Regions from separate parts of the Homo sapiens genome. Here regions 2, 3, 4, 5, 6 and 7 are each linked to region 1. Evidence: chromatin contacts called from ENCODE Hi-C or POLR2A ChIA-PET data. All regions are on one chromosome and are shown on one strand. Each heading gives the region's core, a stretch centred on a gene start or an enhancer-like site at or near the end of the contact. The rest is flanking DNA. Distances are from core to core; before and after follow the strand shown. Region 1 holds the start of ZFP30 (ZFP30 zinc finger protein). Region 2 holds the start of ZNF850 (zinc finger protein 850). Region 3 holds the start of ZNF790-AS1 (ZNF790 antisense RNA 1). Region 4 holds the start of ZNF790 (zinc finger protein 790). Region 5 has its middle 57 kb from the start of ZNF568. Region 6 holds the start of CATSPERG (catsper channel auxiliary subunit gamma). Region 7 holds the start of YIF1B (Yip1 interacting factor homolog B, membrane trafficking protein).

Region 1 (3,707 bases), core at 718-3,217:
AAAATGGCCAGGCGTGGTGGTGCACGTCTTTAATCCCAGCTACTCGGGAGGCTGAGGCAGAAGAATCGCTTGAACTGGGGAGGCAGAGGTTGTAGTGAGCTAAGATTGCACCACTGCACTCCAGCCTGGACAACAGAGTGAGACTCCGTCTCAAAAAAAAAAAAAATTTCAAACATGAAAGAACTAAAAAACATCTTTAATACATGCATCTTAAGGAACTTATTGGAAAAGAACTTTAGCAAAAATTAGCTGAATTCTAGGAAACAAGAATCAAACTTAGGAAAACAATGACGGTAAATTTTAGGACAACTGTACAGTCCAATTGCAGCCACAGAATGGAAGAGAGATTCTACTCCGATGTTTGAACCACTGAAAAAATAATCGATGAACATTTAACATATCTGTTGGAACATTTCTAAAAAATAGCAACAAGTACAAAGAAAACCAATAAATCCTTGATAAACAAACTCATGTAAGAAATGTACTTGGTTTTAAAGAGAAAATAATTGACGTAATTAGTACATATACTCCACATATTCACTTAACCAAAACTTGAGATATCTGGAAGAGATCAAGGAGAAAGAAGAAAGTTTTAAATATTTTAAATGAAGTATTACAATGAACATTTTTATTACTAAAGGTATTTTTAGCTACGAAAATGAGGCTGATCTTTCAACTAAAGATCAAAGAAACTTACTATCCAAGAATGCTTGGAGACATTGAATTTATCCAAGAGTTCATCCAGGAACAAAGGGGAAAAAACAAATCTCATTTGTTAGAATATTCCAAGACCAGGTATGGAAGAAAATAAAATGCCTCTCCCTCCCGTTTCATGGTGTCCTATTCAATTTTCTGACACAGTCCTACAATTCCATCATTTGGAAGTAATAGCAACCTTATTCCTTTCCAATTTTTTTTCCTGCAATTATTTTACTTGCCTAACACCACAGTCCTGAGGGCACACAAGGGCCAGATGCAGATAATCAAAATCCCAACACTCAGTTTCATAGGGACCCACAAACCGTCTCCATGGAAAACCAGAACCAGAAGCGCTGCCCTATCAGAAGGATTCTGGAAATAACGCTGGATGAGGCAGAGCCACAGTCACAGATCCGATGTCAGGTACGTCACAAACGCAGACACAAACCGCAAAGACCCCAGAGACCCGCTACAGCCAGCGTCAGAGTCAGGCACCACCGCGCAGCCTTCTCTGCGGCACCATCCTAATCCCCCGCTAGAGAACGGCACACGCGCACGCAGCAGCCCCGTGCACGGAAACACTACTCCGCCAGCGGCCAGGCACTCGGTCCAGGTACGCGGGGGCGCGGCGGCCGTCACTCAGCAAACACCACAGGCAGCACGCGCCGCGCCTTGGTCCAGGCTCGCGATACTGGGGTTTCCTCCATCCAACTCACGCCAGGGTCACGGCTACAGGCCTAGATTTGAACACTCCATCCCCATCGGGATCCTGTAGCCAACCTCCACCCTCCTCCAAACCTCCCGACCCCTCGGCAGGTGCGGCCCCACACTTCTCCCTTGCTCCCTGAAGGGCCCCAGCGTTCGCCCCCCGCGCGCTTGCGCACTCGAGGCAGAAGCCGATTTCCAAAGGTTCCGGTGAGGCGTCGCTGGGGGCGGGGCGGGGCTCGCAGCCTCCGCCTGTCTCCGAGCCGAGAACCAAATGAAAAATAAAAAGGCGGAATATTGTTTTTTTAAATTTTGGACCGCAGTGTCCACAGGGGAGCAGGCCTGGATTATCTTTAATGGCACTGGTCAGTCACGGGGCGGCCATTACAGGTAGAGGCCTGAGGCGAGGGACACTGCGGCCCCTCTGGCTCCGTCTCCCCGGCCCGACTATCCCCGCCGAGACCCGGCCCCACGCGCCCCTCCCGGCCCGGAGCAGCTGCGGGACTTGCCTCCGCCCCCCCGCGCGCTAGCGCATTCGCGACGGAGACAGGCGCTCTCCCGTATTCTGGCGCCGCTGACTCCCAGGGCTGGGCTATCCTCTGAGTCGGGTGAGGCTGGGGCTGGGAGCCGGGCGCCACTGTGGCCGCTGCTTTTCTGAGGGAAAAGAGCGCGGAGTGGGCCAGGTTTTGCAGGCCGGGCCAAGGTGGAGAAAAGGTTCCTGTGGAGCCTCAGGCCGGTGTGCTTTTTTTCCCGGGACTGAGCTTCTGCAGCCCTGAGGCCTGGAGGCCCGGGCGGTAGTAACTGTGCCGGACCAGGTTCGTGGGTGCGGCCTGTGGTGCAGTTGGAGACCGAGGCCCCGCGCATCCTCGTCCGCGCTTCAGCCACTTAGGCTCGGCCGTAGCGAAAAGGCCCAAGAGGGAAGTCAGAGGTGAACGCCCCAGGATGAAGGTCCCCTGCAAAACGCTGGGACCTAGATTTGGGGTGGGTGTCTGGGGTCTAGGAGGACACGCTGGACAGTTCCGAAAAGACACAGTGGGTGGTCCCGGGCGTGGGCAACCGGGTGCGGAACTACAGCGTACCCGGAGCTGCGAACCCAGACGCGGGTGACTGCTGACCCTCTGCCCTGTCGTTTCCATTTGTGCATGCAGGTGGCGGTTAGTTGGGGCCAGGGAAGCGTGGAGGGTGGGTTCCAATCGAGTCAAGAAAAGCCTGGGGTGTCCTGAACTCTGCCTGCTTCCCCAGCCCTGCCAGTTTCCAGAGAAGGCGCTTGAGAAGGAGAAACGAATCGCTGCTGCTCTTCTAAAAGCCGGTTCCCTGTGAGTTCGTGCTGCTGCTTTGTTTCTGTGAAATGCATTCGAGTTCCTTCCGTTTAAAATCCTGCTTAGGAATGATCTATTTATTCATTGATTTGGGCCTTAGGATTTCCCTACCTAGTTAACGGCAGGGGACCTAATTAATAGATTTCCCGTTGTTAGTGCCCACTTCATGCTGTTCTATAGTTAGACACATGGTTAGTTAACTGTAGGCTGCAAATTCAATTACTCTGTGAGCGCTGTTTTTCTAAGGATCTTGATGATATGGAAATACCCGTGCTGGAGATTAATGTTCATACTTTGTTTTTATTTGTTTTTTAGGGTTTAGATATGTTTAATGGTTCTGGGGTAGGAGTGGAGATTTCTTTTTTTCCAGGAAATTCATGAGTGGAAGTTTTTGGTACCAGCCAGATGTGGTTTGAGGTCTGGCAGCATGAGTTTATTTTGGGTATATCTTGGATCGACTGAGGGAGGTGTAGTGTAGTGGTTAAGAATTTCGAGCCTAGATTAAGTGGAATTGAATCCTGACTGCCACTTAAATCTGAACGAGTTTAAGCAATCTGTGCTTCAATTTCCTCAGAATTGTAATAGTGTATACTTTACGGTGTTGTTTTGAAGATTACATGAATTAATATTTGTGAAGCTCTTAGGAGAGTGCCTGGCACATAGTGAGTCCTTAATTCATACTAGCTACTGGTATTAAAATGATGATGCTCAGTCATTTCCTATCAGCTTTGTGTATTTCCAAGACCAATGCAAATGTGAAGGTAATTATGATGGATGCTTGCAAGCAGGAAAATGAGCCAGACCCTGCAGTGGACCAGAACAGGGATTGGTAACATAAGTCCTTGGACTCTGTTTATGAGCTTTCAGGGCAACAAAGATATTTTAAGATTATATACAGAATTGTTGTATGTATTTGTAAATGGTTAATTTTTTCAGTGGAGCGAGGAAGTCTATCATTTCATGGTATTATCAGAGTTGTATAAG
Region 2 (3,707 bases), core at 789-3,288, 880 kb after region 1:
CTTGCTTTAGCAGACCTAGCTGATCACACAAGGTCCTGTATTGTTAGGCTGCATCACAGGCCGCAAAGACCCAGGTATCTATCCAGTTGTTAGAAACCATCCTGAGAGTTAGATACCACTTTTCTGTTGGAAATACAGACCATTTCCTGAAGCCGTATGGTTGAGGTAAAACAGGCCTTTTGCAGTCTTATATTTTGAGTAAGGCCAAAACTGCCTAGTGTTACAAAACCAGACAAAAAGCCCAGGTACCCAGTCTTGCAGGATAGAAATGTGTGACTAAAATGAAGCATCGATCTGAGAAGACTACAAATGAGCGGGAAAGATTGGACAGGAGCATGCTATACATTATTTAGATTAATGTTGATATTTAAGGAGCCAGGATATTGGTTTGTTTTTGAGGGGTGCCCATCTACTTTATGTAAGAAGCTATAAACTACACTTCTTTCAGTTTCTGCTTAATCCTTGCTCAAACAAGGAATAATTTCTTATTCCAAAGTAGACATTGGTACATCTTTTACTAGGTACATAATTTGGGATGAAGTCTGATAAAGCTCCTTAGAAGTACTTACAGTACACCCTCACAAGGGTGTACCATCTACCCATGGTTTAAACAGAAATTAAAATTCTACCTTCGTGGAAAAATTTGCCAAGTTTTAATGGATTCAGTGCTCATTAAAAACTTTTAGCCTGTCTTGATCTTTAACATAATTATTGGTGTGAAACAATGGCTTCTGTGGAAAATTAAAGTTTTAGTGGTTTGCTATTTGTGAAATACAGGCTTTTTCATGTATCATATTAGCATATAAGCTGGCTTAATCATTAGTACTGATCTTCAAGTTACTAAGACACCAGATATTTGTTACTTTGTAATTTGAGTTTTTAAAAAAATTCCGAAATTGGCTTTTCGATGTGTGAAAAGGACTACTTATTAGATGCTTGTTTTTAAATTTACATTCAATTAATTAAAGCTAGACTCTTTATATTCTTAGGCTTGGTATACTATTTGTATGTTTTGTAGTAAGTGTATAAAAATAATACCTTTGACTTTGTATAAAAAAAATCTTTCTTGCTTTAAAAGCCATGTTGGATTTGCATTCTAGACCGTAATAAATATAACTACTTTAACATAAAAATCTATTTATGTTGTTTATCAGATATTAGGGGTTTTTTTCCCTCTCCTGTCAACCTCCAAATAAAATCGATGCTCCAGAATGATGCCCTCTTATCATAATTTTACAAATACCTGGCTCCAAGGTTACTACCTGATACAAAAATACAATGCTGGTCTCCCAAACAGGCAACTCACATTGACACTCACACAGCTTCCACTCACACCTGCGATCACAAGGCAGCATCTTCGGGCCCTCGTCGGCCACGATCCGCTCCCAGAGAGCATTCGCGCACAATCTTATCCCATCCACGATTTTGATTCCTTTTCTCCCACTTCTTCAACCCTATCCGGGACGAGACCATCAGGTCCCACCTCCACCTTCACCTTCATTTTCCGCGCAATGCAGACTGAGCCCTGGACTCACCCATATACAGATTGAATTGTCCGGTCAGTGTTTCATCCCCTCTGCATTCTGAGGGCGAGTTAGCATCTGGGTGCATGAGTTCCAAACTAACAGCCAGGACCAGGCTTGGAGCCAAGAATCCTTTGGCTCGCATCGTGGCTGGGTTGACCGCTTTTCTGCCCTGGACTACATTTCCCATCGGTTCTACCGTTCGGGGCTACTTCCGCCGAGAACCGGAAGCACGTTTTCCTGTGTCTTACCCCAGATAACAGAGCTGCCAGGGATAATCAGGCCTGACCACTCTAGCGGGCGAGCCGGCCCCATAGCGAGCCGCTCGGCATGAGGGCTCTGCGATCCTCGTTGGAGAGGAGCGGTAAAAGGAAACAAGCCAGGCTTGGAAATGAGAGGCATAGGGAAGCCCGCAGTCGGGCTCTGGACTACATTTCCCAGAGGATCCCGCAGGCCGACGCCACGTCTCGCGAGATTTTGGCTTCCTCTTAGCCAGGTGGCGGGACCGTTTGCTGTGCCGATTTAGCTGCCGCCGCGCCTTGGAGTCCTGAGGAACTTGGCTAGGCTGGCCCCGAGCGGAACCAGAGAATGCTGAGGGTGAGGAATCCGGCTCCGGTCCTTTTGTGTGTGGAGGGCTGAGGAGAGGAGTTTGCGTGTGTGATCGCGATGGCTGCCGTGGGTCTCCGTGGTCTGTGACTGTGGCTGTGTGGTGCTGACTCTGGGTGATCAGGTGGGCGCTTGTGACTGTGCGCGCCCGGAGTGGGTGTGTGTGTCCTGGACGACCCTCGTTGTGCGTGCGGATGTGAAGAACCGGTGACTGTGTGGTTGGACTGCGTGTCCCGGGGTGGGTGTGTGACTTTGCGTGTCTGTGCAGTACCTTGTGTGCGTGAGTTGCAGGTCTGTGGCTGTGCAAGTGCAACTTGTGTGGCCCCTTGGTGTATGTGAGAGAGGAGAGTGTGATTGGCTGTGAGGCAGTGGGTAAGTGGATATGCGGAGGCATGTGTGCGATTGGGACTTTGTGTGTCCCCTTGAGAGAAAAAACTCTTTAGGCAGTTAGGGTGGGACCTTGGTAAAAGTCCTTTAAACAGAGAAACAGCCTGAAAAATCAGGCTGCAGGCATACATAAGGAAAACTCCACAGGGGGGTTGTCCTGAAGACATTCCTCAGCTGCACTGATAAGGGACCGAGGCCCAACATAGAAACGCCTTTGTCCTTTGTGTGACCAGCGGGCTTCCACGAAATAGTCGCTTCTTTTGTGGGCATGTACACGGTGGGCTCTGTTAGATTTTGAAGGGAAGGCGAGGGTTAAAGAAAGAGAGAGAGTTGGCGGCTCTATGGCGGGGACCAACTAAATGCCAGAGCCCACTGCCGCTTCCAGGCTGGGGTAATTACAGGCCTGGGCAGGAGGGGTCTGGGCGGTATGGCTTGTTGCCTGGGAGAAAGTTGATAAGGATGTTTCTTGGGCTTTTGCCCAGCAGGATGTGATAAGGAAGTCAGGCGGTTGGGAAGGATGTTTCGCACAGCCCAAACCCGGGTGGAATGTTTCCCTCTGACCAGGGTCTGTGAAATGGTGGGGGCTTACGAAACGGTGCAGCTTGGACTAACAGGTTCCGGCGGCCACTTTCCTTTTTTGGACATGCTTTAGACTGTGAGCGCGGCCTCTTTGAATCATAACTTCACCCCCTCATTGGTCCCGGGCCAAGCTTTCACTTCAGCCCCTGATTGGTCCCGGGCCAAACTTTCACTTCAGCTCCTGATTGGTCCCGGCCCAAACTTTCACTTCAGCTCCTGATTGGTCCCGGGCCAAACTTTCACTTCAGCCCCTAATTGGTCCCGGGCCAAACTTTCACTTCAGCTCCTGATTGGTCCCGGGCCAAACTTTCACTTCAGCCCCTGATTGGTCCCGGGCCAAACTTTCACTTCAGCCCCTGATTGGTCCTGGGCCAAACTTTCACTTCAGCCTGGGATTGGTCCCGGGCTAAGGTCCCAGGGCCAAGCTGGGTAGTGCTTTCTTCAAGACAGCCCACGTTCCTCCCCTTCCCAGTTAATAAACCCCCCCAGATTCAGCCTCCTAGTTGGCAACCCTCTTTTGGGTCCCTCCGCTGGGGAGAGCTTTCTTCTTTTGCTTATTAAACTTCCGCTCCGACCTCATCCTTTGTGTCCCTGTTCCTTAATTTTCTTGGC
Region 3 (3,707 bases), core at 678-3,177, 860 kb after region 1:
CATGAGAATCCACATAACATAATGATTGTTTGAGCCACTAAATTTTGGTGTAATTTCTGACATAGTAATAGTGCCTATGACAGCCACCTTAACACATTAAGTAACAATAGCGAGTAGTAAATCATCACTGGGAACTGTTACTTGGAAATGTCTTGGAAAGCAGTGACAACCATGAAGGCTATTTGTAGATGCTGTCAGATGACATAAAAACTGCTGTGGTCTCACTGCCAACAATACCCCATACCCGAGGGGTCTACAGCCTATATTCAAGATGGAAGGAAACACTACATTTTGGTTAGAGGAATGTGAAAATTTACACGAGCCCTTCTCATGGGCCCCTAAACTTGGCTGATGGAACTGTGGGTAATAAACTCAGAAGGAGTCAAAGGCATCAAGGTTGCTCATGAAAGAGCTGAGGTTACCAACTCAAGTGTAGACAAGAAAAGAGAGAGGAAAAAAATGGTAGCTCGGCAGGGAGGTCAGAGGGATAGCCAGGCTTAGTTTCCAGACATCCAGGAAAAGGACACCCATCTGAGTAATGGATTGAGAGTCAGTATTAAGATACGGAGAAATATCAAGGAGAAACATTAGTGGCTAACGCTGGACATTTCCACAGCTCTCACATAACCAGAAAAACTTAGCTTAATTTTAGTAACAATGTCAGAAGCACAAGCGTGCTGAGAATTAAGAACAAGGCCTTTGAAGAATGTGGGGACTGTTTTATAAAGCACTGAATCTTCACACCTCATGAAGACAGAGACCTGGAGCCTACAGGTGTCTCATTCACACTATGAAATAAATCCTACAAAAGTAAGAGATCCACTAACTTTTTAAAGGATTTAGGAAGATATATATATGAAATCAGCCAGGTGCGGTGGATCACACCTGTAATCCCAGCACTCTGGGAGGCCGAGGCGGGCAGATCACCCCAGGTCGGGAGTTCGAGACCAGCTTGACCAACATAAAGAAACCCCATCTCTACTAAAAATACAAAATTAGCTGGACGTGGTGGCACATGCCTATAATCCCAGCTACTCGTGAGGCTGAGGCAGGAGAATCGCTTCAACCCGGGAGGCGGAGGTTGCAGTGAGCAGAGATTGCACCATTGCACTCCAGCCTGGGCAACGAGAGCGAAATTCCGTCTCAAAAAAAAATAATAATAAAAAATAAAAGTTGTTTCTTTCACAAAAGTTACTCTACATACGTGCTCCAAAAATAAGATTTCAAAGACACTGGGGAAAATACTACTACTAAGATATCAAAACCAGGAACTTACTTCCTTTAAAACAATTCCAAACTAACTCGCTGCGCCTTTCACAGAAATTTCCCACAAGAAATATGATTTTATAAAGCCTGAGAAGTTGCTGCTGTTAGGAAAACCACCAAAACTAAAAATTGGTTTAATTAGCAACAACAACAAAATGCCATTTTAACTGGCTGTCCTTATCAGAGACAGTCCACTAAATAATGCAACTGGCAAAACGTGAGATTTTTTAAAGGGTGGGGTGCTTTATTATAAACATAATATAAACCAGGAATGTATTTTATTTAATAAACCTCAACCTGCCGGTCACTCCCTCCCTTCGAGGCGTTCTGCAACAGAACACCTGGCTAGAAATAAAAGGGCGTTTTACCCCAGTGGGATGAAAAAGCCCCGTTTTTTACCTTTAATCGCGAGACAATACGGGTCAGAGGTCAGGAAATTATGTCAGCACCAATGCGGGCGCCCACGAGTGCGGTGGACCGATGTGGAAGGGCCGGGACGCAGCCCGAGTCCCAGTTCCCGCCGTAGCGATGGCCGATTTCCCAGCCGCGGACGCTGAAAGCGAGGACTCCACGCCGATGACCCTTCGGCGTACCATGTCCGGCGGGCGCTTGGCCAAACAGCCCAAGACTGCGGAATCACACTCGCCACTGTGTACCTGGACGCCATCTGCAGACCCAGCGCCTGCGGGGATTCCGGAAACGGGAGAGCGGGCTTCCGGAAACGGTGACCAATGGGAAACGTGATCAGATGTTACTAGGCGAACAGTCCGTTTCCAGGCAACACAGAAGGAAGAGACGCTCTCAGTCACCCTAAAATAGACGGAGCTTTCAGCCAATGGATATGCAGGTTTGCTCCAGATTAGCCAATAAGAAGTGTTTGGGGCCGGCCGAGCGCGGCGGCTCACGCCTGTAATCCCAGCACTTTGGGAGGCCGAGGCGGGCGGATCACGAGGTCAGAAGATCGAGACCATCCTGGCTAACACGGTGAAACCCCGTCTCTACTAAAAATACGAAAAATTAACCAGACGTGGTGGCGGGCGCCTATAGTCCCAGCTACTCGGGAAGCTGAGGCCGCAGAATGGCGTGAACCCGGGAGGCGGAGCTTGCAGTGAGCGGATATCACGCCACTGCACTCCTGCCTGGGCGACAGAGCGAAACTCGGTTTCAAAAAACAAAAGAAGTGCTTGTGGCCGACCTTCCTACAAGCACAGCAGAAACTTTCCTGCGCATTTCTGCGCTGGAACGCCTACCCGCCGCGCCAAACCAAAACTTTGCAATCACGTTTGGTGCTGTTTCCTGCACTTTCTTGGAGATTAGCACCAGGCGCTGGAGACCCTCCCACCTCGCCCACGCCCACCGCCCGGTGAACACCGAGACCCAACCTTGTGCACCGCCAGTCTTGTGATCAACAAACAGGCTAGTAAAGTATAAAAATAAAATAAAGGAAATGTAGTCGGGCGTGGTGGCGTGCGCCTGTAATCCCAGCTACTCCGGAGGTTGATGCAGGAGAATCGCTTGAACCTGGGAGGTAGAGGTTGCGGTGAGCCGAGATCGCGCCACTGCATTCCAGCTTGGACAGCAAGAGCGAAACTCCGTCTGAACATAGTAAAATAAAATAAAGGAAATGGGGCCGGGCGCGGTGGCTCACGCCTGTAGTTCCAGCACTTTGGGAGGCCGAGGCGGGCCGATTACTTGAGGTCAGGAGTTAGAGAACAGTCCGGCCGCCAACATGATGAAACCCCCGTCTGTACTAAAAATACAAAAATTAGCCAGGCGTGCTGGCGGGCGCCTGTAATCCCACCTAGTCGGGAGGCGGAGGCACAAGAATCGCGTGAACCGGAGAGTTGGAGAGTTGGAGAGTTGGAGAGTTGGAGAGTTGGAGAGTTGGAGGTTGCAGTGAGCCGGAGGTTGCAGTGAGCCGGAGAGGCGGAGGTTGCAGTGAGCCGAGATCCCGCCCCTGCGCTCCAGCCTGGGCGACAGAGTGAGACTCCGTCTTAAAATAAAATAAAATAGGCCGGGCGCGGTGGCTCACGCCTGTAATCGCAGCACTTTGGGCGGCCGAGGCGGCTGGATTGCCTGAGCTCAGGAGTTCGAGACTATCCTGGGCAACGTGGTGAAACCCCGTCTCTACTAAAAATACAAAAATTGGCCGGGCGCGGTGGCTCACGCCTGTAATCCCAGCACTTTGGGAGGCCGAGTCGGGTGGATCATCTGAGGTCAGGAGTTCAAGACGAGCCAGACCAACATGGAGAAACCCCGTCTCTACTAAAAATACAAAATTAGCCGGGGTGGTGGCGCATGCCTGTAATCCAGCTACTCGGGAGGCTGAGGCAGAAGAATCGCTTGAACCCGGGAGACGGAGGTTGCGGTGAGCCAAGATCGCGCGCGCCATTGCACTCCAGCCTGGGCAACAAGAGTGAAACTCCGTCTCAAAAGAAAAA
Region 4 (3,707 bases), core at 869-3,368, 820 kb after region 1:
AGGGCACTGAATCTATAATAAACTGCCCTGATTGGTAACATCTCACATGTATTGTCACAACTCACTGCTGGGGAACAAATAAATCCCATATAAATTTACTGGGAAAGAACCCTTCGCAGTGTGCACCTGGTTTCCCCTGGACTTTGCCCCATGCGCTTTTTTCTTTACTGATTTTCTTTTGTATCACTTCACTGTGAGCCTCCCAGTGAATCATCAGAGCTTGGGCGTGTAGTGGTTGGTCTTGGGGTCCCCTGCCAGTAGTACCAGGAAAATGATGTTGATGGCTGGATGGGCATACCTTTCCTTCTGTAAGGCCTTTACTATGGGGTTTTCGGTTAATCCAGTTAGGAGTTTAACAACTAATCAAGACAGAAAATTTGTACAATTTGATTGCATTTATATACATTTCACAGCAAGATTAAAACTTTTTTTTCTTTTTTTGAGATGGAGTTTCGCTCTTGTCGCCCAGACTGGAGTGCAGTGGTGTGATCTTGGTTCACTGCAACCTCTGCCTCCTGGGTTCAAGCGATTCTCCTGCCTCAGCCTCCAGAGTAGCTGGGATTACAGGCATGCACCACCACACCTAGCTAATTTTTGTATTATTAGTAGAGACAGGGTTTTACCATGTTAGCCAAGCTGGTCTCGAACTCCTGACCTCAGGTGATCCACCCTCCTCAGCCTCCCAAAGTGCTGGGATTACAGGCGTGAGCCACCGCGTCCAGCTGAGAGATTAAAACTATTAAAGAGCCAAGATATTATTAATACCCTAAAGATCAGCTGGAGCTGGAGCTGGGTATCAGAAATGATCACACAGGTTATGTGCAGTGACTCATGCCTGTAATGCCAGTACTTTGTGAGGCCTACTTGGGAGGATCACTTGAGCCCAGGAGTTCGAGACCAGCCTGGCCAACATGGCGAGACCCTGTCTCTATAAAAATTAGCTGAGTGTGATGGCACACACCTGTAGTCCCAGCTATTCTGGAGGCTGAGGTGGGAGGATCACTTGAGCCAGGGAGGCAGAGGTTGCAGAGAGCCTAGATCGTGCCACTGTACTCCAGCCTGGGTGACAAAGCCAGACCCTGTCTCAAAAAAAACAACAAACAAACAAACAAAAAGAGAAATGATCACATAGAATGGGCATTTGTTCTTGAGATACCAACACTTGTGTGGAGTTATACTGAACTTACACATTTTATGCACTTCAAGTATTTTCTGTTTCACAATAAAAAAAGAAACAACTATTTTAGTTACCTGATAAGTTTGAAAGTACTGAAAAAAATTACTCCTCTGTCAGAAAGTTTAGATGTAGATTGAAATGATGTACATCTAAAAGAGAAGCAAATGAAAACTGGCAAGTGTGTACTTCAGCAAAAAGAATGGCATGAATGGAATTTACAAAACAGTACTAATGTTACTATAAACATTAATTGAAACCAAACACTTTAAGGGCGATTGGAGGATGGGAATAAGGTATTAGGAAGAGTTCTCATGGATTCCCAGACAGGGTACCCCTATAGGGCTGGGCATGTAGCTGTGTCCCATGGATCGTTTCCCCTTCGTTCTATCCCAGGCTGGTACTTGTGGGACAAGAGGTGTCCACCCAGCCGGGCCGAGGCTCGGGCAGAGACGGGACAGACTCGCCACTCGCTTGGCACAGTCTTGTAGGACTTTCCCGCCATGCCACATAGGTCAGAGGCCCACGCAGCGAGCTCCTACTGAAAACCATCGCACCATCCCCCCGGGGCATTTCTGCAGTGTTCCAGGCTCTGGACTACATTTCCCAGGGCCGTCGGGACCAAGGTTACTTCCAGCCTAAGATGGCCTGGGCTTACTGTCCTGTTCCCAGGGCTGGGAGCCTTTTGCAGAGGTAGGGCAGCCTGCATGCCTCCGCTGAAGCTTCCTAAACGCGGCCTGGAATTCTGGAAGCTCTCGGCAGCAGATGTGAGCGGTGTGTGGGCGATGGTCTTTGCCCAGCGAGGGGATGGGGCTCAAATGCAGGGTCCGTTAATGGTGACCGCGGTGTCCGGGGCAGTTAAAGACGGCCCAGGCTCCGGACTACATTTCCCAGAGTGCACCGTTCCCCGGGCAACTTCCTGTCAGCCCTCTGTCCCTTTAGGGTTAATAGAAAGATCGCGGAACCTTCCACCATCAAGGGACCGCAGGGCCGGGTGAGTGATTCCGAGACACAGAAGCCGAATGACTCCGGAGGGCCCGAGGCCGGGGCTGAGGGGAGTGAGGTGCTAATGTCTTTGGAGTTGGTGGCTTTGCCGGCGAGGGAGCGTGGGGGCGAGCGATCGCGATGGGAGCAGTGGATGCGAGAGTGAAATTGATGCAGGAGCTGGGGCCGCGACGGGAGCTTGTGTGTGTGTGTGTGTATGTGTGTGTGTGTGTGTGTGTGCGCGCACGCGCACACGACGTTGACAGGCGCTGTGTGTGACCCTAATGGACTATTTAAATGTGACTGTATGTACGTGATTATGACTGCGTCGCGTTGTGCGTGACCACGTTCGTAAAGGTGGTGATAGCAGCCGCTATGGGGCCAAAAACAAAGAATTGAGCTTTGCGTTGAGTGACAGGCATAGTCCTTCGTGAATGTGTGGGGAGCAGTTTTTGTGCTGGCCCGTAGCTGGATTGGAGTGGGGGCAACCTAGAAGGAGGGGAGAAGAATGGGACACAGTGTAGACAACATAGTTCAAGAGTTTCTCCGTAAATTAGAGCAGAGAAATGGAGCAGCAGGTTGGGGTAGAGGGCTGGGGAAGACGGCTGGGGAACAACCACCCATCAACATGTTGTTGGAAATGAGCCACGAGAGGGGGGAAAAGTCCAGGCAAGGGTAAGTAAACAAGGCTCATCTGTGTGGGTGTAGTTAAAAATGCAAGAATTAAAAAAAATAGAAAAGGGTAATCGCGCTGCAGAGAGTAAACCATGAGCTGAAGATTTCAGATATAGGGGGAAAATACCCTGTGTTTGGTAGAGGTCAACAAAAGTGAGATGTGGTGAGTTATATACAATCTCATGGCAGGAAATTCAAAACTAGAGTTTGTGGAGGGAGGAAGAAAGGTCTGAAGGTAGTGAACAACAAGGAGGCCGGCCATCTGTTCCATTTTCAGACCCACTGGTAAGAGGCTGTAGCTGGGGAAATGTTGAGAGGGCTGCAGAGTCCTCCAGATACAGCCTAGTTTCTGTTAGACTCAGAATGTTAGGGCGTGTTCAAGGAAGTGGTTGAAGATAAAAGAGGAGTTGGTTGTTAATGAATTATGAATTCCATTATGAAGGCATACAGGAAAAGTGTTGAAAGTTGGGAAGAATGAGAAAAGGGGACAAATGAGACTTGATGGTATACAATGTCCGAAAAGACAGTTGACTAGAAATTCTGGGACTTCTTATAGTAGATAAATATAAATACAAGGTTGGATTGACATTTATTCTGGTTGGATTCAAGTCAGTTTTGGAGAGATAGCGTGGGATAGTGAAAGATGATTTCTTGAGTGTGAGAAACAAACTTACCCGTCCCAAAGAATGGACTCAGAGACCCGGAGAACAGCAAAAGTGAGACTTTTAATGATGGTCTTGCAAGATCAGTGTCTGATAGGCACACCCAACAGTTTCAACAAGCAATTTATCCCCTAGTGCACAGGTTCCTCCCCTGGTTCCTCATAGGCTGATAACTATGGGGTCACAATCTTCCCGGATGTTGCCTATTGATT
Region 5 (3,707 bases), core at 374-2,873, 680 kb after region 1:
GTTAAGGAGTTCGAGATCAGCCTGGGCAAGATGGCAAAACCCCGTCTCTACTAAAAATACAAAAATTAGCTGGGCGTGGTGGTGTGTGCCTGTAATCTCGGCTACTCAGGAGGCTGAGGCAGAAGAATCACTAGAACCGAGGAGGCGGAGGTTGCAGTGAGCTGAGATCACACCACTGCACTCCAGCCTGGGCAACAGAACGAGACTCTGTCTCAAAAAAAAAAAAAAAAAATTGGTAAGCAAAAAGGCTATTGCATATGATCATGGAGGGGACAATGCAGAAATCAGTGAGACTGAAAAAGCTAATTCTGTTGTTCAATTTCCCTGCCAAATCACTGAGGCATGTTCTCTGTCAACACTGTTGTGAGCATGAATAAAATCCAGGGAAGTGGAAATTCTAGATCAGATGAGACAATGTTTGCAAAATAGACAGCCCTAGGCTGCTTTAGGAAAATGCTACATAAATGCAGTTTCCTCCCCTCTTCCCCTTTGTCCAAATCATGAATGTAAATATTTTAGATAAATTTCTGAAATAGGACACTGTCCTGAAAACCAGTAAGTCCTTTCCAAGAAAATGTCAAATGCAACTTACCTCCGCCATCACTTCAGACGCACAGCAGTTCTCTCCTCTTCTGGGTTCTTAAAGAAAGATGTGGAAAAACGTTAAGAAGCCATCCTGAATCCCTCCCTGAACCCCTTGGGAGGCCAAACTCCTGCCCCACCCCAGGCACTGAAAGGGAGACCAAAGAAGCTGCAACGCCACCGCTCTCTGTCATCCTCACAAAGAAATGCAGGTGACCTTAGGAGCCCAGAGAGAAGTCCTGGGAGAGCCCCCCAGACCGTAGCCCTCTTCCTCCATAACAGCCTAACTTGGGAAACTTTCAGGCCTAGCGTCTTACACTGAGCCCAAAAGTCTGTGGCGCCAAGACACAGCTTAAATGGACCCACCTGTCAGGGTCTCAAACTGCTGTCCTTTAGGCTGGGGGCACCTTTATGGGTCTAGATCCCTGGTGGCTACTGGGTGAAAGAACAGAGAAGTGGATATAGCAGGGACTTCCCAGCCCCAAACTCTAGAACCATTTCCACCCTCAACACACACCAGAGATAGACCCGATGGAGGGAAGGCCATTCACAGAGATTCACTACCTACTGACTAGTCTCAGTTGGGGTTTGCGTAGACGGCCAGGACCCATCCACAGGGCAGACCCCGCCCAGCGTATCCCCAGAATGTACAGCGAGGGTGTCCCGCCCCCTCCCAGGCCTCCCAAAGATGGGGTCGATGACCCGGCACACGCTCACACTTACATGCACAGCCACACAGAATACCGTGCAGACAGGACTCCCACCACAGCCCCGCAGGCACAGCGGGCACAGATCGCCAAGCACCTGTCGCTGGGCCCACAATCCAGGTCCGGGGAGAACTGCCCGGACTTTTAGTCCAGACAAGAGGACGCAGGGCCGCGATACCCTAGACCTCCTAACATTCCCAGACCGCTCCAGCGCCAGCCTCACACCACACCCACTCCCTGCCTGCGCGCGGCCCGACACTGCCCTCTGCCGAGCTGGGGGCCAGTGGCCCTGACACCCTTCTCCCATCCCGACTGCACCGCCCCGACACTCTCTTCCTTCCCCATCGCACAGCCCTGACCTCCCCTAGCGGTGAAGCGTGGGCATGCAGCCCGCACATCTCCGAGAGCCACCTGTCTTTTAAACTCCAGACGACCCCAGCTCCTCGCCGGGACGCCTCACCGCCCCCTTCGGCGTCCTAGCACTCAGGTCTGAACGAGTCCATCCCAACCCAGCGAGCTCCGCAGCCCGGGACGTTCCAGCCCTTTGCTTTCCAACACCCGCCAAGGAAAGGTGACTAGCCTTCTTCGGCCGGAAAAGGTTGGCCGCGGGGCCCCCTGGGAAATGTAGTCCAGAGGTGGGTGCGCCACCCGGGGCCTGGACCGCACCACGGTCACTGGCGCTCACAGTCATGTCCAGTTCCCCGCCTCCAGTGAAGCCGAGGCCAGACTGCCCAGCTGCACCCGAGCACCCTCCCAGGAACTGGGCAAACACACAGGCCCAGGCAGCAATAGTTGGCCGCTGACGGCTAGAAAAAGGCTGTGGGGCCGTGGAGGCTTCAGAAAAATGTAGCCGCAAACCCGGGAAGGGGCGGCCGGGCCCGCCGCCAGGGCTTCCAGAGTCCGCGAAGTTAACCCGGCTGCAGCCGCCCTCGCCCCAAACGGAGGGTCAGGGAGTGGGGTTTGTGTGTGTGCCCAAAGGCCTCTCACAAGTGCTGTAAAAAGCCAGGGAGCGGACCACCCAGGGTACCCTCCACAGGGAGCCGCGCTCTGGGGTGGATCAGGAGAGGGCGACTCCCGGCCACGCCACGAATTAGGAGTCGGCCCGGACCTGGGGCTTCACTGACCTGGGCCACAATCCCGATAAAGCCGGGTGGCTAAGTTTGGGCTGGGAATTCATGCCCCAGTCCAGGTCTTCTGGCATCTCAACATTTAAGTCACTAATTTCTGCTCGGGCCGGGCCACAGGCTGGCCTGGAGGGTGTCTGGGAAACGACCTGTCCTAGAGGTTTGGGGATGTGGCCTAGGAGAGACTGAAGGGGCGCAGTCACAGGCTCAGGATGCCGAAGGGACTGGAGAAGGATGAGGGATAGTTGGGTCTGCAGCGGAAATAACGGAAAACCAATATAGTGGGCTGCAACGTCATTATTTGAGGATTAAGTTGCAGAAGGATATTTAATGACAGAAGTATGTTCGAGAAATACTTTAGGACCTGGAAAAGTGCCACTAAAATAAACCAATTTTAGTAGCACTTTTGTGTTACTAAAAGTGCTACTAAAATAAAAGCACTTTTGTGTTACTAAAAGTGCTACTAAAATAAACCAATTTTTTAAAATAAATACTGTATTTAAAAATGTTATAGGCTGGGCACGGTGGCTCACACCTGTAATCCCAGCACTTTGGGAGGCCAAGGCGGGCGGATCACGAGGTCAAGAGATCAAGACCATCCTGGCCAACATGGTGAAACCCTGTCTCTACTAAAAATACAAAATTTACCTGGGTGTGGTGGCGCGCACCTGTAGTCCCAGCTACTCAGGAGGCTAAGAGAATACCTTGAATCTGGGAGGCGGAGGTTGCAGTGAGCCGAGACTGTACCACTGCACTCCAGCCTGGTGACAGTGAGACTTCATCTCAAAAAAAAAAAAAAGTTATAAATAGGTCAGGCGCAGTGGCTCGCGCCTGTAATCCTAGCACTTTGGGAGGCCGAGGCAGGCAGATCACAAGGTCAGGAGATCGAGACCATCCTGGCCAACATGGTGAAACCTCGTCTCTCCTAAAAATACAAAAATTAGCCTGGCGTGGTGGTGTGCACCTGTAGTCCCAGCTACTAAGGAGGTGCATTCCAGCCTGGCGATAGAGCGAGACTGCGTCTCAAAAAGAAAAAAAACAAAGTTATAAATAGCAGAAACATAGGCACTTGGGCAATAATATCTTTAAAGTTAATTGTTAACAGCAGTTAACTTCTAGGATGTGTAATTGTGACTTTTTTTCTTTTCAGTTAAAAAGTAGTCCCTTATATTTTTGGCCATTATCGTTTCTTTCTTGTGAAACATTACTTATAACATTTCATTAAAAAAAATTCTTAAGTATTTCTAGTTTACAAACTAGAAAACAAACTACTGGACCAAAATTTAAAAATCCA
Region 6 (3,707 bases), core at 315-2,814, 680 kb before region 1:
AAACTCGTTCAGGACAACCTGCCAGGTGCATTCCTGGAAATCCTTGATCGCCCACAGCCTCCACGACGCCAGGAGCACTGCCAGCAGGGCCCACAGCACCTGCACGACTCGGACTCTGGGCCACGGAGGACCGGCAGGGAACATGGCTGGGCCGCACATAACGTGGCTAGAACCTGGAGAACGCAGGAGTCAACACCCACGCGCCGGACAGCTCTCTGGAGCCCACTTTTAAGATTCCACCTCGCTTCTGCGCCTCTCACAGCACTTGCTCCTGGCCACGCCCCGGCTCTTGCTCCTGGCCCCGCCCCTGCACTTGCTCTTGGTCCCGCCCCTGCTCTTGCTCCTGGCCCTGCCCCCGCACGGACTTTTAGCCCCGCCTCTGCTCTTGTTCCTGGCTCCGCCTCTGCACTTGCTCCTGGTCCCGCCCCTGCTCTTGCTCCTGGCCCTGCCCCCGACCCTCGTGGGTATCGCACCTCTGCTATTGCTCCGGGCCCCAGCCCTACTAATGTTTCTGGCCACACCCCTGCTCCTCCGCCTCGTTCCGCCCCGCCGCCTCCACGTCTCTTCCTTTAACTTTATCCTCACCTTGCTCCTTATTCCGCCCCCTCCCTGTATTCCACTCTTGCTCTTCACCTGGTCTTGGTTTCTATTTCTCGCTTTGACAGTCCCCCTCTTAAGTTCCCCCGTACTGCTTCTGCCTGCGATCGCACCCGTGTACTTCCACCCGGCTGTGCCCCAACCTCTTGCCCCACCCTCGCACTTCTCTTGGTATCGCCGCTTTCTCCTCGCTCGGGGTCTGCCCAGGGGCTGGGTACTGTACCTGGTCTCGCCCGTCTCCGGGCCCCGCCCCTGCTCTTGCTCCCGGCCCCGCCCCTGCTCTTGCTCCCGGCCGGGCCCCCGTTTCTCGCCCGGGGCTTGCTCCTCACTCTGCTTCCGCTCCTGACCGCGCCCCTACTCCTCCACTTGGTCTTTATGGACCCGTTCCTTCCCCGGGTTCTCGGCGATTGGTTCTTCCCGCGCGGGCCCGTCGCCCCGTCCCGCCCTCTGGTAACGCCCCTCCTCCTCGCCCTGCCCCTTCTCGATGAAAACTGTCTCTTCGCCTCGGGATCTTTCCTCGCCCTTCGTTGTTTCCTCGCCCCACACCTTCTCCTTCCACGCCGGCACCAGCTTCTTAGCCGGCACCTTCTTGAGTCTCACCTTCCCCTCGTACCGCGACACCTTCTTGCCCCACTTCTTACTCTTCCTTCCCATGCCATTAACACCTGCCTGCTCTATACCCCGACTCTCCTGCCCCGCCCCGCCCTTCGCCCTTCACGTTCGGCTCCCCCTTTCCCTCCTCTGCCAGCTCCCACGACTCTTCCCCTCTTTCCCTCCTCTCCCAGCTCCCACGACTCTTCCCCTCTTTCCCCTGCCTCTCCCCTTCTCGCCTTCCCCTTCCCCTCCCCTTCCTAGTTCCTCCCCGTCCCCGGCATCCCCCCGCCCCTGGATGGCACAGCTTTTTCCCCGGCCCCGTGGTACCAGTCACTTGGTTAAAACCGGTCAACTGTCACTCGGCCGCACCAGTCCCGCCCCTCTTGCCCGGTCTCAAAATGGCCGCCCACACTTCCACAGCCGACTTCCGCCTTTGCAGAGGCACGCCCTCCTCTCACGCGGTCTCCAAGGTGACGCGCAACCCCTAAGGCACCGAGGGCTGGAGGCTGTCTCAGCACTGAGGGCGCGGGGCCTGGTCGGCAGAGGGTGCTGGAGACTACGTTTGTGCCAGGAAGGCCTTCAAGGAGTTTCTATTGGTTGTTCTGGCAGCAAGCACGGTCCCTACTTGTGCTTCCTACCCAAATATATATATATATATATTTTTTTGAGACGGAGTTTCGCTCTTTCTCCCAGGCTGGAGTGTGAAGTGGCGCGATTTCGGCTCACTGAAACCTCCGCGCCCCTGCCCCGGATTCAAGCGATTCTCCTGCCTCAGCCTCCCGAGTAGCTGGGATTATAGGCTCCCGCCACCACGCCTGGCTAATTTATTTTTTGTATTTTTAGTAGAAACGGGGTTTCATCATGTTGGCCAGGCTGGTCTCGACTCCTGACCTCAGGCGAACCACCCGCCTCGGCCTCCCAAAGTGCTGGGATTACAGGCGTGAGCCACTGCGCCCGGCCCTACCCCAAAATTCTACTCCTTAAAAAAGTGTGGTTTCCTGGAGACCTTGTGAGAATGAATAGGCTGCTTAGCACCGTCCTCTACAAAACAGGACAAGGACAGCCATCCTATACTGTTGTGGGAAGTGTGCCCGGCTCAAGTAAAATATTCATTAAGTTAATTTTCATTTGCATTCTGATGCCTTACAGGTAAGGATTCAGGCCATGACTTTTTGATGAACTCCAGACCAGACGTTTAACCCAGTGGTTTTCAAATTTGAGCATGCATTAGACTCACCTAAAAGGCTGGGTAAGCCAGGTTGGTGGGTACCACACCCTGAGTTTTTGTTTTTGTTTTAAAGATGGAGTCTCTGGCTGGGCATAGTGGCTCATGCCTATAATCCCAGCACTTTGGAAAGCTGAGGCAGGCGGATCACTTGAGGTCTGAAGTTGGATACCAGCCTGGCCAACATGATAAAACCTTGTCTCTACCAAAAAATACAACAATTAGCCGGGCATGGCGGCGGGCACCTGTAATCCCAGCTACTCGGGAGGCTGAGGCAGGAGTTGCTTGAACCCAGGAGGCGGAGGTTGCAGTGAGCCGAGATCCCTCCACTGCACTCCAGCCTGGGCGACAGAATGAGACCCTGTCTCAAAAAAAAAAAAAAAAATTAAGCCAGATGTGGTGCTGCACACCTGTAATCCCAGTACTTTGGGAGGCTGAGGTAGGAGGATCGCTTGAGGCCAGCCTGGGCAATATGGTAAGACCCTGTTGCTAACAATTTTTTTAAATTAGCCCAGTGTGGTGGTCCATCCCTGTGACCCCAGCTACCTGGGAGGTTGAGGCAGGAAGACCACTTGAGCCCAGGAGTTTGAGGCTGCAGTGAGCTCTGAAATACACGGAAATGCAGTGAGCTGTGATCACACCACTGCATTTCAGCCTGGGCAAAAGAGCAACACCCTATCTCAGGTTAGCCTTGAATTTCAGGCCTCATGTGAGCCTCCCATCTCAGCCTCCTGAGTAACTACCTGGCTACTTCCAGAATTTTTCATTCAGTAGATCTGGAGTGGGGCCTGATAATTTGTATTTCTGGCAAGTTCCTAGGTGATGCTGATACTAGTGGTCTGGAGACCACACCTTGAGAACCAGTGCTCTAGAACCTTCCATGACCCTCTAGGCCCTCAGGAAAACTTCCAAACCCCTCGGTTTCCAGAGCCCCTCATACTCTCCTCCCTGTCATTCTATCTGGCTCATCTGCCCTCTCCCCCTTAGACCTCTGTGGTCCACAGTCTGGTCACATGGAGCGACTTGAATATCCTTGGTCAGGTGTGAGCCATGCATGCTCCAGACCTGTGCAGACTCAGTAATGCCCTCTGGAATACCATTCCATGCTTTTTAACAGGGCCCACCACTTTCCTTCCTTTAGGTCTTCTCTGTGATACATGACCAGCCCTCATCCTACCTCTTGGCCCCTCTAGGCCACTCATGACTGGAAATGGGTGTTTCTTTTCCACTGGATCACAAGCTCCGTGAGGGCAGGGTGTATGGCTTTCTCTGCCTCTGTTGTCCCCCAGCC
Region 7 (3,707 bases), core at 867-3,366, 660 kb before region 1:
CGCCACAACACCCAGCTAATTTTTGTATTTTAAGTAGAGACAGGGTTTCGCCATGTTGGCAAGGATGGTCTCAAACTGACCTCAGGTGATCTGCCCGCCTTGGCCTCCCAAAGTGCTGGGATTACAGGCGTGATCCGCTGCACTTGGCAGTACTTGCTTTATTAATTAAATATATATACATAAGGCTGGGTGCGGTGTTTCATGCCTGTAATCTCAGTGCTTTGGGAGGCCAAGGCAGGTGGATCACCTGAGGTCAGGAGTTCGAGACCAGCCTGGCCAACATGGCGAAACCCTGTCTCTACTAAAAATACAAAAAATTAGCCAGGTGCGATGGCACACGCCTGTAATCTCAGCTATCGGGAGGCTGAAGCAGGAGAATCACTTGAACCCAGGAGGCAAAGGTTGCAGTGAGCCGAGATCGCATCACTGCACTCCAGCCTGGGCGACAGAGCAAGACTCCATCTCAAAAAACAAACAAAAAAGCAATAAGAAAAAAAAAAACATTTATGGAAGAGATGTATCTGGAGCAACCAGAGCAAGAGAGGGCTGAGGATGAGGAGAAAATGGTGTTGGAGCCCAGGGGACAGAGGCTAAATCAGAGGTGAAGAAGAATGCGGGCATTTCGCTCACAAAAAGGAACCACAGTGGAGCCAGCACTCATCACTGAGAAACCAGGAGCAGCCCTTAAGGTCTCCAAAAAGACAACGTCTCAGAGGAGGAAGAGGAAGCCACAGCGATAGGGTCACTTGCTGACATCCTTCCGGATGCGCTATCGCTGCGCAGAAGTAACTTCCACCACTATGTTTTCCTGAGATAAGTCGGGGAGTCTGAGAGGGAGAGAAGGGGGGAGACTGAGAGTCAGAGAGAGGAGAGACTAAGGACGCTAGGTGGGCAGGGCTCTTCACTTGCAGGTGCGCCTGTGTGCTGTGAGTTGCTGGGGGTTGTAGAATGCTTTTGGTGGACAGAGGGAACCAGGTTGCAATGTGAGAACATTTTTATGAATTTCTGGGAAACTGCCTTAAGATCTATTCCAAGAGAGACACCTGGTTCTTCTCACCTAACTTGTTGGGTTTCCTTTTCTCACTCTAAATATTCACTTTAAGGCCGGGCACTGTGGCTCATGTCTGTAATCCTAATGCTTTAGGAGGCTGAAGCAGGAGGATGGCTTGAGCCCAGGAATTCGAGACCAGCCTGGGCAACATAGCAAGATCCTGTTTTGACAAAAAATTTAAAAATTAGCTGGGCATGGTGGTGCATGCCTGTGGTGCCAGTTACTGGGGAGGCTGAGGCAGGAGGATCACTTGAGCTCAGGGGGTCCGAGGCAGCCTGGAAAACAGAGGAAGACCCTGTCTCAAAATAAATAAATATTTACTTTAATACCTAAGGGATGTCAAAAATTGTATAAGCCCCTACAACTCCAATTAGCCCCTCAGGAACACAAATGTTTCTCTTTTCCTTGCTCCACAGCCTTTTCTGGCTCTCCAGTGCTCTCAATGACCCAAACTGAACGGCTGTCTGCAGAGAACTGCATTTCCCATCGACCTTTTCGCTCGATATTTACATTTTAAAAAATGTTTTGTAGCGATGGAGATCTCGCTGTTGCCCAGGCTGGTCTCGAACTCCTGGGCTCAAGCGATCCTCAGCCTTCCAAAGTGCTGAGATTACAGGCGTTAAGCCACTGAGCCTGGCTAAATTAAAAAAAAAAAAAATTGTAGGGATGGGGCGGGGCGAGGGTCACTATGTTGCTCAGGCTAGTCTCGAATCCCTGGGCTGAAGCAATCCTCCCGCCTCGGCCTCCCAAAGTGCTGGAGTTAGGGGCGTGAGCCCCGGCAAGGGGCAGACACTCATTTTCTGTCGTGGCAGACACCGCCTCCTCCTGGGATTGGTCCCGGCCTCGCCCTCCTGCCACTCAGGCCTTGACTCGCTTTACTGCATGAGCCCAGTAGCCCAGTCTCCGCCTCTTACGTAAGGCACCGCCCAGTCGTCCAGGCCTCCGTGAAGGGGGGGGCTGGAGGGGTCGGGGGGGTGGGGGCGAGGCCTTCCCTCAATCCTGACGTCCATTGGCTGTCTCTTCGCCGGCGGGGCGTGGGTACGGGAGCCGGGCGGGCACGCTCCGAACCGCGGCTTAGGTGGCGGCGGCGAAGGATGCACCCGGCAGGCTTGGCGGCGGCGGCTGCGGGGACGCCCCGGCTGCGTAAGTGGCGTACGTGGCCGGCGGAGGAGATCGGGCGGGCGGGGGCGTGGCGGGGCGGCCGCGTCGGTTGGCGAGGTCACTGCAGGTCAGAGGTCACGAGATCAAGGATCTGGAACCCTGAGGTGTGCACAGCGCTGGGATGCCAGGTTCGGGTAGGAGGCCCCTTGGGGGGCGATTCTTTAGGAAATTCCTTTAGAAGAAAACAACTTGGGACTGGATAGCGTGCGATATGCAGAGAAATGCAACTTTCATTCATTTGCAGTTAGCGATCCGCCCTTCCCTGCTCCCCACCCTTCCGTGGCTCCCCAGTACCCGCCTGCTGTCGCCCACACCCTTAGGACAGCTTCGTGGCCCCCCGGGAGCGCAGAGGGCCATGCCTACCGCTCATTTAAGAAGCGAACCTGTATTGTGCTGTTGGCCCCCTTTTCCTGTCTCTTCATCTCCGTGAGTGTGCTGTGTGTTTCATTTATTCATTCAACCTAACTTGTCTCAACTCCCATGTGTCAGGCCCTGTGTTGGGATGGAGATGTTGTGGGAGCCCTGAGGAGGCACATGACCCAGCCTAGGGGTGTCAGTGAAGCTTCCTGGAAGAGGATACTTCTTTTTCTTTTTTTTTTTTTTTTGAGACCTAGTTTTGTTCTTGTTGCCAAGGCTGGAGTGCAATGGCGCGATCTCAGGTCACCGCAACCTCCGCCTCCCGGGTTCAAGCGATTCTCCTGCCTCAGCCTCCCAAGTAGCTGGGATTACAGGCGCAGGCCACCACGCCCGGGGTGGTATAGACGGGGTTTCTCCATGTTGGTCAAGCTGGTCTCAAACTCCCGACCTCAGGTGATCCGCCCGCCTAGGCCTCCCAAAGTGCTGGGATTACAGGCGTGAGCCACCGCACCCGGCATGGAAGAGGATAATTCTGATCATGAAAAGTTACCCAGGAGAAGGAGATTTGTAGTGAGAGGGCAGGCTGGGCGTGCTGGCCTACACCTATAATCTCAGCACTTTGGGAGGTCGAGGTGGGCGAATCACTTGGGGCCAGGAGTTGGAGACCAGCTTGGGTAACAGCAAAATCCTATCTCTAATAAAAGTACACAAAATTAGCCGGGTGTGGTGGCGAGCACCTGTAATCCCGGCTACTTGGGAGTCTGAGGCTTGAGAATCACTTGAACCCAGGAGGCAGAGGTTGCACTGAGGCGAGATTGCACCAGCCTGGGCGACAGAGCAAGACTTCGCCTCAAAAAAAAAAAAAAAAAAAAAAAAAGAGGGTGATCCACCTGCCTTGGCCTCCCAAAGTGCTGGGATCACAGGCATGAGTCACGGTGCCCAGCCAACCAGCCTGGCCAACATGATGAAACCCCATCTCTACTAAAAATGCAAAAAAATTAGGTTGGGCGCAGTGGTTCACACCTATAATCCCAGGATTTTGGGAGGCCGAGGTGGGAGGATCACGAGGTCAGGAGTTCGAGACCAGCCTGGCCAACATGGTGAGACCCCATCTCTACTAAAAATAGAAAATTTAGCT

Evidence for each region. Hi-C counts contacts between places; a loop is a spot of excess contacts on that map. ChIA-PET counts read pairs that join two places held with the same protein, here RNA polymerase II (POLR2A). Pooled maps may share reads with other maps.
Region 2: a map of naive thymus-derived CD4-positive, alpha-beta T cell shows a loop between it and region 1 (4-fold over the local background). The contact joins the promoter of ZNF850 here to the promoter of ZFP30 in region 1. A Hi-C loop is called at or near these places in 1 of 168 maps with a recorded cell type or tissue (naive thymus-derived CD4-positive, alpha-beta T cell), 1 of 37 single-sample maps with no recorded cell type and 11 of 50 pooled maps.
Region 3: a pooled map shows a loop between it and region 1 (23-fold over the local background). The contact joins the promoter of ZNF790-AS1 here to the promoter of ZFP30 in region 1. A Hi-C loop is called at or near these places in 1 of 37 single-sample maps with no recorded cell type and 5 of 50 pooled maps. POLR2A ChIA-PET finds 5 or more read pairs at or near these places in 1 of 52 experiments (activated T-cell).
Region 4: a loop to region 1 is called in a map of naive thymus-derived CD4-positive, alpha-beta T cell, with 4 times the contacts of the local background. The contact joins the promoter of ZNF790 here to the promoter of ZFP30 in region 1. A Hi-C loop is called at or near these places in 1 of 168 maps with a recorded cell type or tissue (naive thymus-derived CD4-positive, alpha-beta T cell), 1 of 37 single-sample maps with no recorded cell type and 9 of 50 pooled maps.
Region 5: a loop to region 1 is called in a map with no recorded cell type, with 15 times the contacts of the local background. The contact joins the enhancer-like site here to the promoter of ZFP30 in region 1. A Hi-C loop is called at or near these places in 4 of 37 single-sample maps with no recorded cell type and 11 of 50 pooled maps. POLR2A ChIA-PET finds 5 or more read pairs at or near these places in 2 of 52 experiments (activated T-cell and activated naive CD4-positive, alpha-beta T cell).
Region 6: a pooled map shows a loop between it and region 1 (15-fold over the local background). The contact joins the promoter of CATSPERG here to the promoter of ZFP30 in region 1. A Hi-C loop is called at or near these places in 2 of 37 single-sample maps with no recorded cell type and 12 of 50 pooled maps. POLR2A ChIA-PET finds 5 or more read pairs at or near these places in 2 of 52 experiments (A549 and HEK293).
Region 7: a map of naive thymus-derived CD4-positive, alpha-beta T cell shows a loop between it and region 1 (6-fold over the local background). The contact joins the promoter of YIF1B here to the promoter of ZFP30 in region 1. A Hi-C loop is called at or near these places in 1 of 168 maps with a recorded cell type or tissue (naive thymus-derived CD4-positive, alpha-beta T cell), 1 of 37 single-sample maps with no recorded cell type and 6 of 50 pooled maps. POLR2A ChIA-PET finds 5 or more read pairs at or near these places in 2 of 52 experiments (A549 and HEK293).

What each region holds. Positions count from the first base shown.
Region 1 is chr19:37,653,725-37,657,431 of GRCh38, reverse strand. ZFP30 (ZFP30 zinc finger protein) reads left to right here and starts at 1,967. Exons shown (of 6, transcript NM_001320669.3): 1 at 1,967-2,012; 2 at 2,553-2,720. RefSeq lists enhancers at 1,362-1,411, 811-1,798 and a silencer at 1,822-2,011.
Region 2 is chr19:36,771,138-36,774,844 of GRCh38, reverse strand. ZNF850 (zinc finger protein 850) reads left to right here and starts at 2,038. Exons shown (of 5, transcript NM_001193552.2): 1 at 2,038-2,120. It overlaps LOC728485 (a long non-coding RNA gene), which reads right to left and starts at 1,692. Exons shown (of 2, transcript NR_164117.1): 1 at 1,336-1,692. RefSeq lists enhancers at 1,778-1,937, 2,078-2,217 and a silencer at 2,204-2,498.
Region 3 is chr19:36,795,770-36,799,476 of GRCh38, reverse strand. ZNF790-AS1 (ZNF790 antisense RNA 1) reads right to left here and starts at 1,927. Exons shown (of 6, transcript NR_040027.1): 1 at 1,666-1,927. RefSeq lists an enhancer at 1,636-1,705 and silencers at 2,126-2,285, 2,296-2,365.
Region 4 is chr19:36,836,798-36,840,504 of GRCh38, reverse strand. It overlaps ZNF790 (zinc finger protein 790), which reads left to right and starts at 2,118. Exons shown (of 5, transcript NM_206894.4): 1 at 2,118-2,168.
Region 5 is chr19:36,971,352-36,975,058 of GRCh38, reverse strand. It overlaps a transcript of ZNF568 not described here. Among named protein-coding and RNA genes, the nearest start is that of ZNF568, 57 kb to the right of the region's middle. Within about 2 kb of position 1,623, at least 32 of the 41 ENCODE cell types and tissues checked have a DNase peak (open chromatin) inside an H3K27ac peak, as active enhancers do.
Region 6 is chr19:38,333,687-38,337,393 of GRCh38, reverse strand. CATSPERG (catsper channel auxiliary subunit gamma) reads right to left here and starts at 1,564. Exons shown (of 29, transcript NM_021185.5): 1 at 1,519-1,564; 2 at 1-173. The coding sequence starts at 159. RefSeq lists silencers at 777-946, 1,317-1,396 and enhancers at 1,517-1,726, 1,531-1,825.
Region 7 is chr19:38,314,356-38,318,062 of GRCh38, reverse strand. YIF1B (Yip1 interacting factor homolog B, membrane trafficking protein) reads left to right here and starts at 2,116. Exons shown (of 8, transcript NM_001039672.3): 1 at 2,116-2,203. The coding sequence starts at 2,146. RefSeq lists a silencer at 1,792-2,281.